Regions from separate parts of the Homo sapiens genome. Here region 2 is linked to region 1. A link is a contact called in ENCODE Hi-C or POLR2A ChIA-PET data. All regions are on one chromosome and are shown on one strand. Each heading gives the region's core, a stretch centred on a gene start or an enhancer-like site at or near the end of the contact. The rest is flanking DNA. Distances are from core to core; before and after follow the strand shown.

Region 1 (7,633 bases), core at 3,787-6,286:
GACTCTTGTACCCATGCCAATAGAAAACCTCAGACGTCCTTTAACAAAGGCAAAACGGTCACCTTGATATCCTAAACCCAAGGAAAGGTCGATTTTTATAACAAGTTCAAATATGAGCTAGTATAAATAAATCAACAGAGATATTGTTAAATGTTTGTGAATTTTTTAAAAAAGGAGAAAAATCTATTTGAAAAACGTTAACTCACTAAAATCTTGTGAGTCAAAGCACGCTCAACAGACCAACAGTATCAGTACCAACTGGGAGCTTTTCGAAAGGTAGAAAAATTCAGGCCCCAACCAAATCCATCAAATAAGAACTCTATTTTAACAAGCTCCCATCCAATTTGTATGACACTTAAGTTTGAGAAGCACTGTTCTAAAGGATCTTATAAAATAATCAAATTACCCAATATCTGAAATACAAGTTGCGTTATAGAGCATTTCTTGAGCAAGGCAGAAAATGTTGATAAATAGGACAACACAAATGAATGAACTAGTCCATACTATAGGAACATCTCATACAACAGGCTACAAATGGTGACAGACTAGCCAATCTCACCTAAGAATTAGAGCAAAAAAAAAAAAAAATGCTATGAAGAAATCCCAAACATTGCTACATGAAACCATAAGTTTGTTTAACTATGTGAATTCCAAATGTATTGATAATCATAGGGAACAATACATACCAATAGCCCCCTTGCAAATAAAGCCATCATGAGACTGCTTTAAAAACAGTTTATCACGCCTGTAATCCCAGCACTTTGGGAGGCCGAGGCGGGTGGATCATCTGAGGTCAGGAGTTCAAGACCAGCCTGAGCAACGTGGCGAAACCCTGTCTCTACTAAAAATACAAAAATTAGCTGGGCATGGTGGCACACCCCTGTAATCCCAGCTACTCAGAAGGCTGAGACAGGGGAATTGCCTGAACCTGGGAGGTAGAGGTTGCAGTGAGCTGAGATCACATCACTGCACTCCAGCCTGGGAGACAGGGCAAGACTCCACCTCAAAAAAAAAAAAAAAAAAAAAAAAAAAAATCAGCTGGGCGTGGTGGCAAGTGCCTGTAATCCCAGCTACTCGGGAGGCTAAGGCAGGAGAATCACTTGAACCCGAGAGGCGGAGGTTGCTTGAAAGCAGTGAGCTGAGATTGCGCCACTGCACTCCAGCCTGGGTAACAAGAGAAAGACTCATCTCAAAACAAAACAAAAAAACAATTTAATTGCTGATTGCAATATCATTATTTTATTCAGAATTAATCAATTTCCCATACAAGACAGGCTTAGTATAATCAAAAGAAGACACAACTGGAACACGCCAACAGCTGCCAAATAAGAGATAGAGCTGCATGCAGTTTCCACTCCAAGACCACACATTCTGCTTCTCTGGACACTGTGCAAACCAAATAATACAAGTAATCCAACCCTTCACCCCCATGCTCCAAGGATCTAAAAAGCATAAATTTAAAAAGGTATTACAACCTGCATGTCATCTCTAGATGTCACAAACACATAACAGAACAAGATATAGAGCAGGGGTGTCTAATCTTTTTACTTCCCTGGGCCACACTGGAAGAGTAAGAATTATCGGCCTACACATAAAATACACTAACACTAATAATAGTTGATGAGCTTAAAAACATGAAAAAAAGCTGATAATGTTTTAAGTAAGTTTACAAATTTGTGTTGGGCCATATTCAAAGCTGACCTGAGCTGCATGCAGGCCATGGGCTGTGGGCCATGGGTTGGACAAGCTTGATACAGAGGAAAGGAAAGTGTGAAGTAAACTTGAAATGAGACAAACTAGATTTGTACCCTAGATTCTGCCACTTAGTAGCTATGACCCGAAGTAAATCATCTCATCTCTGTAAAGTCAATTTTCTGATCTGTGAAACGGGAAAATGTCATCCAATTCATATAGTTGTTATGAGGTGAAGTGAGATAAAGAAGGTGATAGCATTTTTAACAGTGTCAAACTGTAATCAGAAATCAGACGTGTTTCTGTCGTTTTACTGAGATGGGGGGGTGGGTGCCAGAGTAAGTATGGCCCAATAGTTATTATAAGACATACTAAAAGATGATTTGTGGTTTATATGAAATTTAACTGGGCATCCATATTTTTATTTGCTAAATCTGGCAACTCTATAAAAACTCAAATTTTGGCCAACTTTAAAATTATTCTTTCTTCCCTTCTCTGTTGAATTTGCCATCTTCAGCTGATTTACAGAATTTGTGGTGATCTACAACCGTGGTGATCTACAATTGCTATCTAAAAAAACATTTACCATTTATCAATGCATGATAGCATAAAACTATCATTTTCAGTAGAAGAGTTAGGAAGATCAGCACAAGTCTGCATTCACGTATTTTTTTTCCCACCAATGAGTTATTCAAAAGAGTACACTACTACACCAGCAGATGTTATTTAACAGAGAAGATGTTACACTTGCTTGTGCAGACTATTACAAAAACACTAGGCACTATTATTTGAAAGAAAAATAATAAGAAATACGCTCTTGAACAATAGAGTTGCTTAAAAAAGCGAAAGGAATGAAAAGTGGAAGCTAAAAATGCAAATAATAACGATCATTCTCCTGGGTTATAAACTCTTGCCCATAAGTCAAACTCCTTGTAAATAGATTTTATGGGGTCAGAAATTTTCTAGGGCCTATAAAAAAAAGCTTTAGCTAAAAAAATAAGAAACTAACCCTTTCAAAAATACAATTACATCTATTTTTGTGAGTGATATATCTTATGATGAGGTTTTAGCAACTAGTATAGTGCCTTTTCTTAATGAAATCAGACAATAATGTAAAAAATCTTTTTAAAGTGTGTAATCAGAGAAATAACTATTTGAATTAGATTTTAGAAATTAATGTGAAATGTTTCCATCAAACTATATAAAAGAGACTATAACAATGGGATTTTTTGGGGGGCAAAGTATAAAAGTATTTTAACTTTTAACAACATAGGGACTCTGGTCTTAACCCTTTTATGCCTAGTGTTCTATTACTGGAATGCTAAGCTTGTGGTAGTTATTTATATCCTACTGCTCAAGGTCATCACGAAGCTCTGATTCTTCACACACAAAAAATGTGCAACCTCTGGTATAAATGGGTTAATGAAGTTGTTAGGAACTATCACACATATTCTAAACATTTGTTTTAAAAACAAGTCTACAGTGGTAACTGATAATTAAAACATAGATATTAATAATATTGAGCTCAATTTTAGACCTAAGTGTTAATGAGAATAGAGATGACATTTATAGCTCTCATCTCTGAATGACCGTTAGCCAAAAGAAGAATTCTGAACCAAATCATATATTTTCATCTATACATGGAATAATTTCTTTGTATTCACTCTCTGGTGCTAATGTCATTGAACAGGAAATAAAAAGATGTGTATGTCTGAAGATAGAAAATGTGAGTCTTCAGTCAGTATCACTCTAAATAAAATCTCACTACTCTGTACTGAATGCAAAGGAAGACAGAGGAGAGCAGGGCAGGGGAAGAAGACAAGGGAGAAGAGAGGAATAAAAATAAACCTCTGCAAAATAGAAATGTTTAGTGGAGACACTAAAATACAAATACTACAGCTAAGCATCACTATTAACACAAAACAAGTGGTTAAAATAAACATGGAAAGGTTAAGTATCTTGCCCAAGGTCATATAATGAAGTCACCCAAACAATCCAGTATCAAAGCAGTAATAAATTATACTCTCTTTATGACCTATTCAACTGGACTTGGCAAAACCACAATTAAAATGGTAAAATGTTTCTATCTAGAAAAAAAATACTGCACTAAATCATAATCTGGAATGAAGAGAGACTTTAAACTTTTGCATACTACAGCTAAGATGATCTTTGCCACTGAAAAAACAATGACTATTTTATTTTGTATTCCTTGGAAAATAAACTTATTTAGAAATAAGTATGATTTAATGGCATTTGCTGCTGGGTAAAAGTTAACTAAAATAAACCAGCTAACAATATTACAATTAATATAACCTGTAACTCAGTGAATTATGTATATACCAATGGCTTCACGGTCAAATTCTTCTGAAGCTTTTCCCAGGGTTTCATTTAGAGAGACTGAGAGCAAAACCAGTCGTGCAAAGGACTAACTATGGGACAAATGATAAAACTTCCCACTAAAATGAGTCAGCTTGAAGCTTAAGTTAGAGATGAAAGTTCTCTAAACACAAGGCAAAACACTTCATGAAATTTTTATACTAAAACTCAACTGCTTTCAGATTTTGCCACCTAATTGGAATTACTTAAGTGGTACCCATACTGTTCTACTACAATATGTGGAGAAAATGTTTAGATTAGAAACGGGAAAATCTATTTTTTAAATGCAGTATTTGTGTTTGCTATTTTTATTACAAACACTTTAAGATTCCTTCTGTAATGAATACAGCTTACTCAAAATGGGCAGGGGGCATAAATTTTTTTCAATTTATTTTCTTTTTTGGCGGGCTAACTCTTTTAACACTTATCCCAGTGTAACCCATATGCTAGCTGTTGAGTCAAAGAGGTGCTTTTATAAACAGCAAATATATATCTATATATATATATATACACACACACACACACAGATATATATATATATATACACACACACACATATATATAATCGCTATTATTATTAGGCAGCTGCTAGGTAAAACACATATGATATTAACAGGCTCATTTCTGAATCCTATCAGAAATCCTCACACTTTATATTGTCATGGCTCATATGCAAAATAAGTAACTTTTTAAATGCAGATTTTTGTTTTGTGCCGCTTCTCTCACTATTTACTTACTAATGAAGATGGGCAAGTTACTTAATGGTCTCTGCACTTGTGCTTTTTCAACTAAAAAATCAAAATAATAAATCTCTCTTCATAGTTGCTAAGATCAACTGAAACAAAATATGTTCCGCTACAGTGCCTCTGGCACATATAAATAGCAGTAATCGTTGCTGTTTTTGTTATCACTAGTTCTACCACCCAGCAGAGTCACAAAATGAAACCAAAATTTAAAGGATGTGGGTGTGTGTGTGTCTGAAAGTTCGTCTCAGTAAATAATTCAAGGTTTCTTCTATAAAGCTATAGGCAGTTGTGACTTTCCCTCCATCATTTTTGCGGCACTTTACCCCGTTTAATAGCCAGAATGTCTCCACTGAATGTTCAATTACATTAACACAATTCTTTTTCCCCTCCTCTTTCCTCGTAATGCTCTTTTCATCTCCACTTCTCTCTCAGTCAAAACCTGGCCATCTGGTTCTTGCTCTCTGACTACTCACACTACCTTTTCAAAGCACAAAAATCTGAACACACTCTTCTGATAAACCCAATACCCTTGACATTTTATCCTCACAGCTAGATTTCTAGATATCCCTCTCCTGAAATATGTTCAGTTCCCTGTAAGAATTCAAGACAATATTCGCAAACAACGCTCAATCACATCATCTTTGTTTTAGTGCAAGCATACTGACCTTGAGGTGAGACTGAAGGAAACAGGAAATCCAGGAAGAAAATGTGAAAAAGAAAGTTAGAAAGAATTAATAAGGACAATATTCAGAAATATTATTCATGGACATCATAAAATGCAGGATTAGAGAAGGGAAGGAGTCACAAATTCTATACAGTCACTAAAAAAGAATTATTTCAGATTTTCAACTCTCAACAAATTTACTTTCTTATTAGATTACACCATTGTATTTTAATGAAAGTTTCTCAAAAAAAAAAAAGTTGTCTAAAATTTACCATTTCCTGGGGCAGGAAAAAAAAAACAATTTCTTAAACACTAAGAAAAATAGAGAAGGTTAGCCATCTCATTCTCATTTAAGTAGTCAGAGTTGGCTTTAAGTAACTGCACAATTTTAGTCTGCTTAGTTTTATAGACACCCACCTTATAACTAACTACGCCTTAACCACCCCATTCCATTAAGAGAATCCAAGTTATCTAAAAGCAAAAGCAGAAAAACACAGCTTCTGTAGAATACAGAACTTTAATGTACTTGAAATAATTTTCTCAAATGTTAAAACATAATTTTCTCCTAATAACAACTAGTACTTCTCACTCCAAATCTACCACAATCCTCAAATGGTGCAATCTAAAAGCAATAATGAACAAGAATACACAGGCTTGTTTACATCAATTCAGTTCCAATGCTGCTTAGCAGTAGGAGATATAAAGCAGTCATGCTTAATATTCCTGCACAGCATGTAGCCCTTACAGTTCATTACTGTCTTTTACAACAACAAGCAGTTTTTCTCTTTTCAAAAAGTAATCAGTTTCACTGTAATTAGTATGATCCTCCAAATAGTTAGGGCTTCTAACGACCAGTATCATCTGGATTAGCTTCATGGTCTAAATTGTACCTTAAGAATCTGAAACAAAATATCTATTTCTTGAATGCAAGCACCATTTCCATTTATACTTTAATGTTTTCTAAGACTTAGTGATGTCTTGCAAAAGTATAATTCAGTACTTACAAGTTTTAAAAAGTCATTGTGAGAATAAAAACAGATAAGAAGGACAAGATTTGTTACCTTGTAACATGAAGAGATGAAAAACAGAAACAAAACGACTTGCTGGCAATCACATGGTGCCTGAGTGGCAGATACAGAATAAGAATGTAGCAGCCGGGCAGGCGCAGTGGCTCACGCCTGTAATCCCAGCACTTTGGGAGGCCGAGGCAAGCAGATCACCTGAGGTCAGGAGTTTGAGACCAGCCTAGCCAACACGGTGAAACCCCATCTCTACTAAAAATACAAAAATTAGCCAGGCGTGGTGGCACACGCCTGTAGTCCCAGGTACTCAGGAGGCTGAGGCACAAGAATCGGTTGAACCAGGGAGGTGGAGGCTGCAGTGAGCCGAGATTGTGCCACTGCACTCCAGCCTGGGCAACAGAGCAAGACTCCGTCTCAAAAAGAGTAAGAATGTAGGTCTGCTGACATCTCACCTGGGCATAATTTATCTGTTTTATGATGCTTCCTTAGGAGTCTATAAAACTCCATGAACGTTTAGCATCTATAACGCTGTGTAAAATGCAGACAATGTTCAAAGGCAGAAAGAAGCCGATCTCTAAATGATTGTTCCCAATGATCCTTCTATCTCATTGGTTGTGACACAGGAAGTCAAAATAATTTTAGATGAACAAGGACATTAACTGAGTCTTCTTTGTATGCAAGTTTTTACATAACACACGGGTAAATCCATGGGAAAAAATGGAATGCATTCCTGCCAGAGAGCAACTTTAATTATTAATTTAATTTTTACCTACTTTATTATTCATGAATCATATTTCACTTTAGCATCAAATTACAACTCTTTTTTTTTCCTTTTTGAGACAGGGTTTCACCTGTCACCTAGGCTAGAGTGCAGTGGCGCAATCTTGGCTCACTGCAAACTCTACTTCCCAGACTCAAGTGATCCTCCCACCTCAGCCTCCCAAATAGCTGGGACTATAGACAAACACCACCACAACTGGCTAATATTTGTATTTTTTGTAGAGACGAGGTTTCGCCACTTGCCTAAGCTGGTCTCGAACTCCTGGACTCAAGCAATCCACCCACTTTCACCTCCCAAAGTGCTAGGATTACAAGCATGAGCCACCACGTCCGGCTAAACTGTAACTCTTGGG
Region 2 (7,633 bases), core at 1,486-3,985, 380 kb after region 1:
ATTCTGGATGGTGTACGTTATACAACATTTCCATAATGGCAGAAAGTTCTACTGGACAGCACAGATCTAGAAAGGAAAGGAGGAAATCTCAGAAAGCAGGCACCAAAGGAGAGCCCTAAATTCTGTGTATCCACTCTGCCCAAATCTCTAGTTGACCTCTGAAATACATGAATGTAGGAAAGATTCCAAGCAGCCCAAGTATGCTAAAAGAACTGAACAGAGACCTCTGGTGCTACCCACTGTAGAAAAGATACATCTGGGGATTGAGTTCCAATGCCTATTTTATCTGGAAATATTCAGGAAAAAAAGAGCACTAAAAATGTTAAATAGAAAAGACTACATTTTCCTTTCAGTATCTTTAAAATACACACATGATTGGTTAAAGGAAAATCTATAATACTGTGATATATATGATATGCTTACATATTCTATTAATTATTGTTTTTCAGTTCCTGAATTTGTTTAATTTTTGTAATTTCTATGTCTTTACTGATATTCTCTATTTGTTGAGGTAAAATTTTCTATACTGTTAACATTTGGCTGTCACTGTTTCCTGCATTTAGTATTCCAATTTTGTTGAATAGGTACTATAATTACTCCCATTTAATAATGACTTATCTATGTACTTGTATAAGATATGAAATTACTTATGTAATCTTGTACTTGTATAAGATATGAAAATTACAGCATACAGAACAAGCGGTAGAGGGGTTATATGAAAACCTTATTTGTGCAAAGGTCTTGTATTTTACATGAAATTGTACAGTATTAGTCCTAAATAAATTGTGAAAAGTAACAACGTAAATGTAATCTTCAGGGCAACTACTTAAAATGAAAAACATGCAGAGATCCAGATCTAACTAAAAATCAAATAGCAGAACTAAAATAAAATTTTACTTCATTTGGGTGGGCTAATTGAAGAAAACTAATAGCAAAAGTGGGTTTTATGGTTTAAAAAATATATCAAAACAGTCATGCTGGATGGAGGGTAAGGAAAAGGCTGCCTGGAAAGCGGCATAAGGGCATTTTCCGATATGATGGAAATGTTCTCTATCTTGAGAGTTTTGGTTACACGAATGAATGCCTTGTCAAAACTCATTCAATCGTACAATAATAATTTATTCTATCCTGATGCTGTTTGGAGGTAAAAGAAAAATAAAGTACACAAATACTGGAACTCTAACGAAATGCATACTGAAGGGTTTACGGGTGAAGCATATTGAATTATTTTATTTTACAATTTATTTTATTATGGAATGAATAAGATGGATGGAGGATGAATAAATGGACATATTAATAATATGGTAAGGCAAGTGATGCAAAAAGTTAGTAACAACAGAATCTTGGTGCTGAGTGTGTGCTCACTGTATGTTTCTTTTGCCTTTTCTATATAATTTTTAGAATTTTATAATAAAATATTGGAAATTTTATTTGTCGTTAGTCCTCCTTATAAACATCCTATTTTTAAACAAAAGGGTATCTTATCCTACTATGAACTTTATATTACTTCTCTCTTTTTTTTAACTATTCCCATAGCACCTCCCTAATTACAGAAAACCTGTTTATCCTTTAAGATCTACTTAAATTATATCTATCATTTTAGTAAAGACCTTCAAGATTATCCCAGCTAGCAGGAGGGAATCATATCTTTGTCTAAATTGCTATTCAAGTGAAAATTACACATATATTATGATTCACATTTCATTTTAAGAACCTATTCTTTGGGAATTGTGTACAAACATGATTATTATAGCAATGTTTATAAGGAAAGTATAAGGACAAGAAGGAATCCAATCTGCTCCATATTACAAATGGAACATTTCTAAACTCAGAGAAGCTAAGTTTGGTGAGAATGAAAAGTGGTTATAAAAATACGAATATTAATTAAAATCACCATAACCAACCACATCTTGAGAAAGAAAAGTGACAATTAGGCACCATCAGTGCAGATAGGACAAAAAAAAAAAAAAAAAAGATGTCTCTGCCAGGTGCAGTGGCTGACGCTGGCTCACTCCCAGCACTTTGGGAGGCTGAGGTGGATGGATCACCTGAGGTCAGGAGTTCAAGACCAGCCTGACCAATATGGCGAAACATGGTGTCTACTAAAAACATAAAAACTAGCTGGGCATGGTGGCATGTGCCTATAGCCCCAGCTACTCGGGAGGCTGAGGTTGGAGAATCGCTTGAACCCGGGAGGCAGAGGTTGCAGTTAGCCGAGATCACGCCACTGCACTCCGCCCTGGGCAACACAGAGCGAGACTCCATCTCCAAAAAAAAAAAAAAAAAAAAAGATGTCTCTGATATATCAAGCACTTCAGGTTCTTCCATTGTGACTGATTTTTGCCCAACCACATTGAAGACAAAGCCCAGTTGCTGAAAAGCTCCACTCTCATAAGCAGAGCTCTTAATCAGTTCTTCAGTACTAAGATATTTACTAAAAACAATCAACTCATGGTTAAATAGGGATAATTATAGTACCTATGCCAAAACTTTGCAGACTAAATGCTGAGAACAATGGCTGCTAAATATTAAGAGTACAAAGAATATTCTATTGAAGTAGAGAATATCAACAGAGACAGAAACTTTAAAAAGGAACCAAGTAGAAATTGAGGTGCTGAAAAATACTGTGAAGATTCACTAACAGATTTCAACAGCATATGCGAACACACAGAAGAAAAAGGCAATAAACTTGAAAATAGGAAGTGAAACTGTACAGTCTGAGGAGCAGAAATGAGCAGAGTCTAAGAGATCTGTGGGACACCATCAAGTTGAGCAAAATATACACAATGGGAGTCCTAGATAAAGAAGACAGAAAAGAGCAGAAAGAATATTTAAGAAAATAATGGCCACAAATTTCCCAAACTTAGTAAAAGACATGAATCTACACATCCAAAAAGTTCAACAAACTCTAAGGATAAATGCAAATAGATCCACAATGAGAAACACTATATTCAAACTGTTAAAAGGCAAAGACAAAGAGAGAATCTTGAAAGTAGCAAGGGAGAAGTGACTTATGACCATGGGATCCTCAATAAGATTATGAGCTGATTTTTCAGCAAAAACCATAGAGGGCAGAAAGCAGTGGGATGACATATTTAAAGTGCTAAAAGAAACAAAAGCAAAACCCCAAAAAAAACCTGAAGACTGCCAACCACGAATTATATATCAGCAAAATTATACTGCAGAAATGAAAGAGAAATTAAGATATTCCCAGGTAAATAAAAGCTGGAAGAGTTTGACAGTAGTACACTTTCCCTAAAAGAAATGCTAAAGAGAATCCTTAGAGGAAATAAAAGAACACTAGACAATAACTTGAAGCCATAAAACCAAATCAAATCTCTGGTAAAGTCCATCACACATCTAAATATTAAAACCAGTATTAATGTATTTTTGGTTTATAATTCCTTTTATTTCCTACATGATTTAAAAGACAAATGCATGTAAAATAATTATTATAAAACTATGCTAATGGGTACACAATGTATAAACATAAAATTTGAGACAATGAAAACATAAAATGGGAAGGAGGAGTGAGGCTGTATAGGATCAGAGATTTGTATGCTGTATTAAAGCTAAGTTGGTATCAATTCAGGGTAGACTGTTGGAGGTTTATGATGTTAATTGTGATCCTCAAGGTAACCACTGAAAAAATATCTAAATATATACACAAAAGGAAATGAGAAAGGAATGAAAATGGTATACTACAAAAGAAAAATAAATACATTTAAAAAGGTAGTAATGAAGGAGATAAGGAGCAAAAAACAGTACAAGACTGTCTCTAGGAATGTGATATATTACGGCTGCGGGCGGTGGCTTACGCCTGTAATCCCAGCACTTTGGGAGGCTGAGGTGGGCAGGACCACAAGGTCAGGAGTTTGAGACCAGCCTGACCAACGTGGTGAAACCCTGTCTCTACTAAAAATACAAAAATTAGCTGGGCGTGGTGGTGAGTACCTATAATCCCAGCTACTCAGGAGGCTGAGGCAGGAGAATCGCTTGAACCCGGGAGGCGGGGGTTGCAGTGAGCTGAGACTGTGCCACTGCACTCCAGTCTGGGCAACAGAGCGAGGCTCCGTCTCAAAAAAAAAAAAAAAAAAAAAAAAGGTATAAGACATACAGAAAACAAACAGCAAAATAGCAAATCATTCATTTTGACTAATTAAATGTAAATAAACTCTCCTACCAAAAACAGAGATGGGCAGAATGGATTTTTTAAAAAGAAAGAAAAAAAGCCAACTATATACTGTCTACAAGAGACTCATTATAGATCCAAGGACAGAAATAGGTTGAAATTCAAAGGATGAAAGAAAAATGATATTCTATGCTAATAGTAAATAAAAGAGGGTGAGGTAGCAAAACTAATATCAGGCAAAATAAGTAAAAATACTGATGCAAGAGATAAAGAAGAGCATGATGTATTGATAAAAGGGCCAATCCATAAAAAATAACAATTATATACATCAAACAATAAAGCCACCAAATAATGAAGCAAACATTCACAGAATTAAAGGGAGGAAATTAGTAGACACTACAGTAATAGTTGGAGACTTCAGTATTCCACTTTCAATAACGGATAAAACATCTAGACAAAAGATGAGTAAGAAAACAGAAGACTTGAACAATATTATAAACCACCAAAAGGTAACAGACATATTTAGAACACACTGCCCAACAACAAGTGAATATATATTCTCAACTGTACATGGAACATTCCTTCAAGAAATCTCCAAAGAAAAGTCTAGGACTGGATGGCTTCATTGATGAGTTCTACCAAACATTTACAGGAGAATTAACACAAATCCTACTCTTCCAAAAAGCAAAAGTGGAGGAAACACTTTCTAAATCATTCTGTGAGGCCAGTATTGCCCTGATACTGAAGATACCAAAAGAAAACTATAGACTAACACCGTTATTAATGTAGATGTAAAAACTCTCAACAAAATATTGGCAAGCCAAACCCAACTGCATAGTAAAAGGATTATACACTATTTATCTATGAAATGCAAGGGTGATTCAACATAAGAAAATTAATCAGTATAATATATCACACTAATAGAACGAAGTGGTTTCATGATTATCTAACTTGATGCAGAAGAGCATTTGACAAAATCTAACACCTTTCCAAAAAAAAAAAAAAAAAAAAAAAAACTCAAGAAACTAGGATAGGAATAGCAGAGAACTTCCTCAACATGATAAAGAACATTTATGAAAAACTCACAGCTAACATATACTCAATGGTGAAAGACCAAAAGCTTTCTCCTTAAAATCAGTAATATGACAAGGATAATCAATGCTAATCATAATTCAAGCTCTAGCCAAAACAGTTAGACAAGAAAAAGAAATAAAGGCATTCAAATCTGAAAGAACTATCTATTCACATATGACTTGATCCAATATATAAAAATCCCAAAGAATGGCTAGGTGTGGTGGCACACACCTGTAATCTCAGCACTTTGGGAGCCAGAGGCAAGGGAGATCACTTGAGGCCAGGAATTTGTGACTACCATAAGCAATATATTGAGACCCTATCTTTATGAAAAATTTAAAAATTAGCCAGGCATGGTGGTACACACCTGGAGTCCCAGCTACTCAGGAGGCTGAGGTGGGAGGATCCTTTAAGCCTAGAGTTCAAGTCTGTAGTGAGCTATGACTGCACCACTGCACTCCAGCCTCGGTGACAGAGTGAAACCCCATCTGTTTAAAAAAAAAAAAAAAAAAAAAAAACCCCAAAGAATGAACACACACACAGATGAGCTAATACAAGAATTCAGTAAAGTTACAAAAGTACAAGACTGACACACAAAAATCAGTTGTATTTATATATACCAGCAATTAACAATCTGAAAAGGAAATTAAGAAAACAATTTCATTTGCAATAGCATATAAAGGATCTAGGAATAAATTTAACCAAGGATGTGAAAGACTTGTATAATGAAACTACAAAACATTGCTGAAAGAAATTAAAAAAGACATAAATAAATGGACAGACACCCTGTGTTCACGGATTAGAAGACAATATAGTTAAAGATGGTGATACTATACAAAATGATCTACAGATTCAACACAATTTCTGTCAAAATTCCAACAGCCTTTTCTTGTAGAAATGGAAATCTAATCCTCAAATTCACATGGAATTTCAAGAAGACCCCAACTGTCAAAAACAATAGTGAAAAAGAAGAACAAAATTGGAGAAGTCACTTCTAATTTTCAAAATTTACAAAAATTACTATAGTAATCAGAGCAATGCGGTACTGGCATAAGAACAGACATGTAGGCCAATGAAATAGAATTGAGAGTCCAGAAATAAACCTATACATATGATTAAATAATTTTTGAGAAGAGTACCAAGACCATTCAATAGGTAAAAGTCTCTTCAACAAATGATGCTGGGATAACTGGACATCAACATGTAAAAGAATGAAATCAGACCCTACCTCACGGCATACACAAAAGTTAACTTAAAAATGGAACAATAACCTAAATAGAAAAGTTAAATTGATAGAACTCTTAGAAGAAAACTTAGGGATACATCTGTATGCCCTTGGTTATTTATGACAATGGACTCTTACATGACACCAAAAGCCCAACCATCAAAAGACAAAGCAGATACATTGGATTTTATCAAAATTTAAAACTTGGCACAGGCTTGAGCATCCAAATCAGAAAATCCAAGATCCAAAATGCTCCAATAGAAAATCTGAACTTGAGCACCAACATGACACACAACAAAAATGCTCATTTGAACATTTTGGAGTTCAGATTTGGGAGGCTTAACTGGTAAGTATAATTCAAAGTTCCAATATCTGAAAAAATTCAAAGCCCTTCTGGTCCCAAGCATTTCGGATAAGAGATACTATACTCAATCTGTACATCATAGAACATTATCAAGGAGCAAAAAAGGCAACCTATAGGAGAAAATATCTGCATATCATGGATCTGGACAAGGGTCTAATTTCTAAAATATATAAAGAACTCTAATAAATCAACAAAAAAACAAGCAATCCAATAAAAAATGAGCAAAGAACTTGAATAAACATTTCTCCAAAGATACACAAATAGCCAATAAGCATATGAAAAGATGTTCCACATTATTAATCATTAGGGAAATGCAAATGTAATCCATAATGAGGTATCATGTCACTCCCGGTAGGATGCCTCCTCAAAAAGTTAAACAAAGATTTCCACATGACTCAGCAATTCCATTCCTAGTATACAGCCAAAAGAAATGAAAACAGGTACTCAAAAAAATACTTCTGCACAAATATTCATAGCAGCAGTACTCATAATAGCCAAAAGGTGGATACAGCCCAAATGTTCATCAATGGATAAATAAACAAACTGTGATATTTCCATGCAATGGAATGTTATTCAGTCATAAAAGGGGATGAAGTACTGATGCGTGCAATCACGATGATCCTCGAAAACACCATGCTAAGTGAAAGACGCCAAACACAAGGATCCATAACATACTTTGAGTCTATTTATAGGACATATCCTGATTAGATAAATCCATAGAGATGGTAAAAAGTTGGTAGTTGTCAGGAGCTGAGGGTTGGGAGAAATGGGAAATTGTTCCACGGGCATAGAGTTTGTGACATGAAAAGCATTCTAGAAATTGCACAGAAATGTGTTT

What was found. A loop is a pair of places that touch in the nucleus more often than their neighbours do. ChIA-PET counts read pairs that join two places held with the same protein, here RNA polymerase II (POLR2A). Pooled maps may share reads with other maps.
Region 2: a pooled map shows a loop between it and region 1 (4-fold over the local background). The contact joins two enhancer-like sites. A Hi-C loop is called at or near these places in 3 of 50 pooled maps. POLR2A ChIA-PET finds 5 or more read pairs at or near these places in 2 of 52 experiments (CD8-positive, alpha-beta memory T cell and activated CD4-positive, alpha-beta T cell).

Annotation. Positions count from the first base shown.
Region 1 is chr12:1,202,359-1,209,991 of GRCh38, reverse strand. All of the region lies in intron 12 of ERC1 (ELKS/RAB6-interacting/CAST family member 1), which reads right to left. Among named protein-coding and RNA genes, the nearest start is that of ERC1, 210 kb to the right of the region's middle. Within about 2 kb of position 5,036, at least 10 of the 41 ENCODE cell types and tissues checked have a DNase peak (open chromatin) inside an H3K27ac peak, as active enhancers do.
Region 2 is chr12:818,558-826,190 of GRCh38, reverse strand. All of the region lies in intron 2 of WNK1 (WNK lysine deficient protein kinase 1), which reads right to left. Among named protein-coding and RNA genes, the nearest start is that of WNK1, 70 kb to the right of the region's middle. Within about 2 kb of position 2,735, at least 3 of the 41 ENCODE cell types and tissues checked have a DNase peak (open chromatin) inside an H3K27ac peak, as active enhancers do.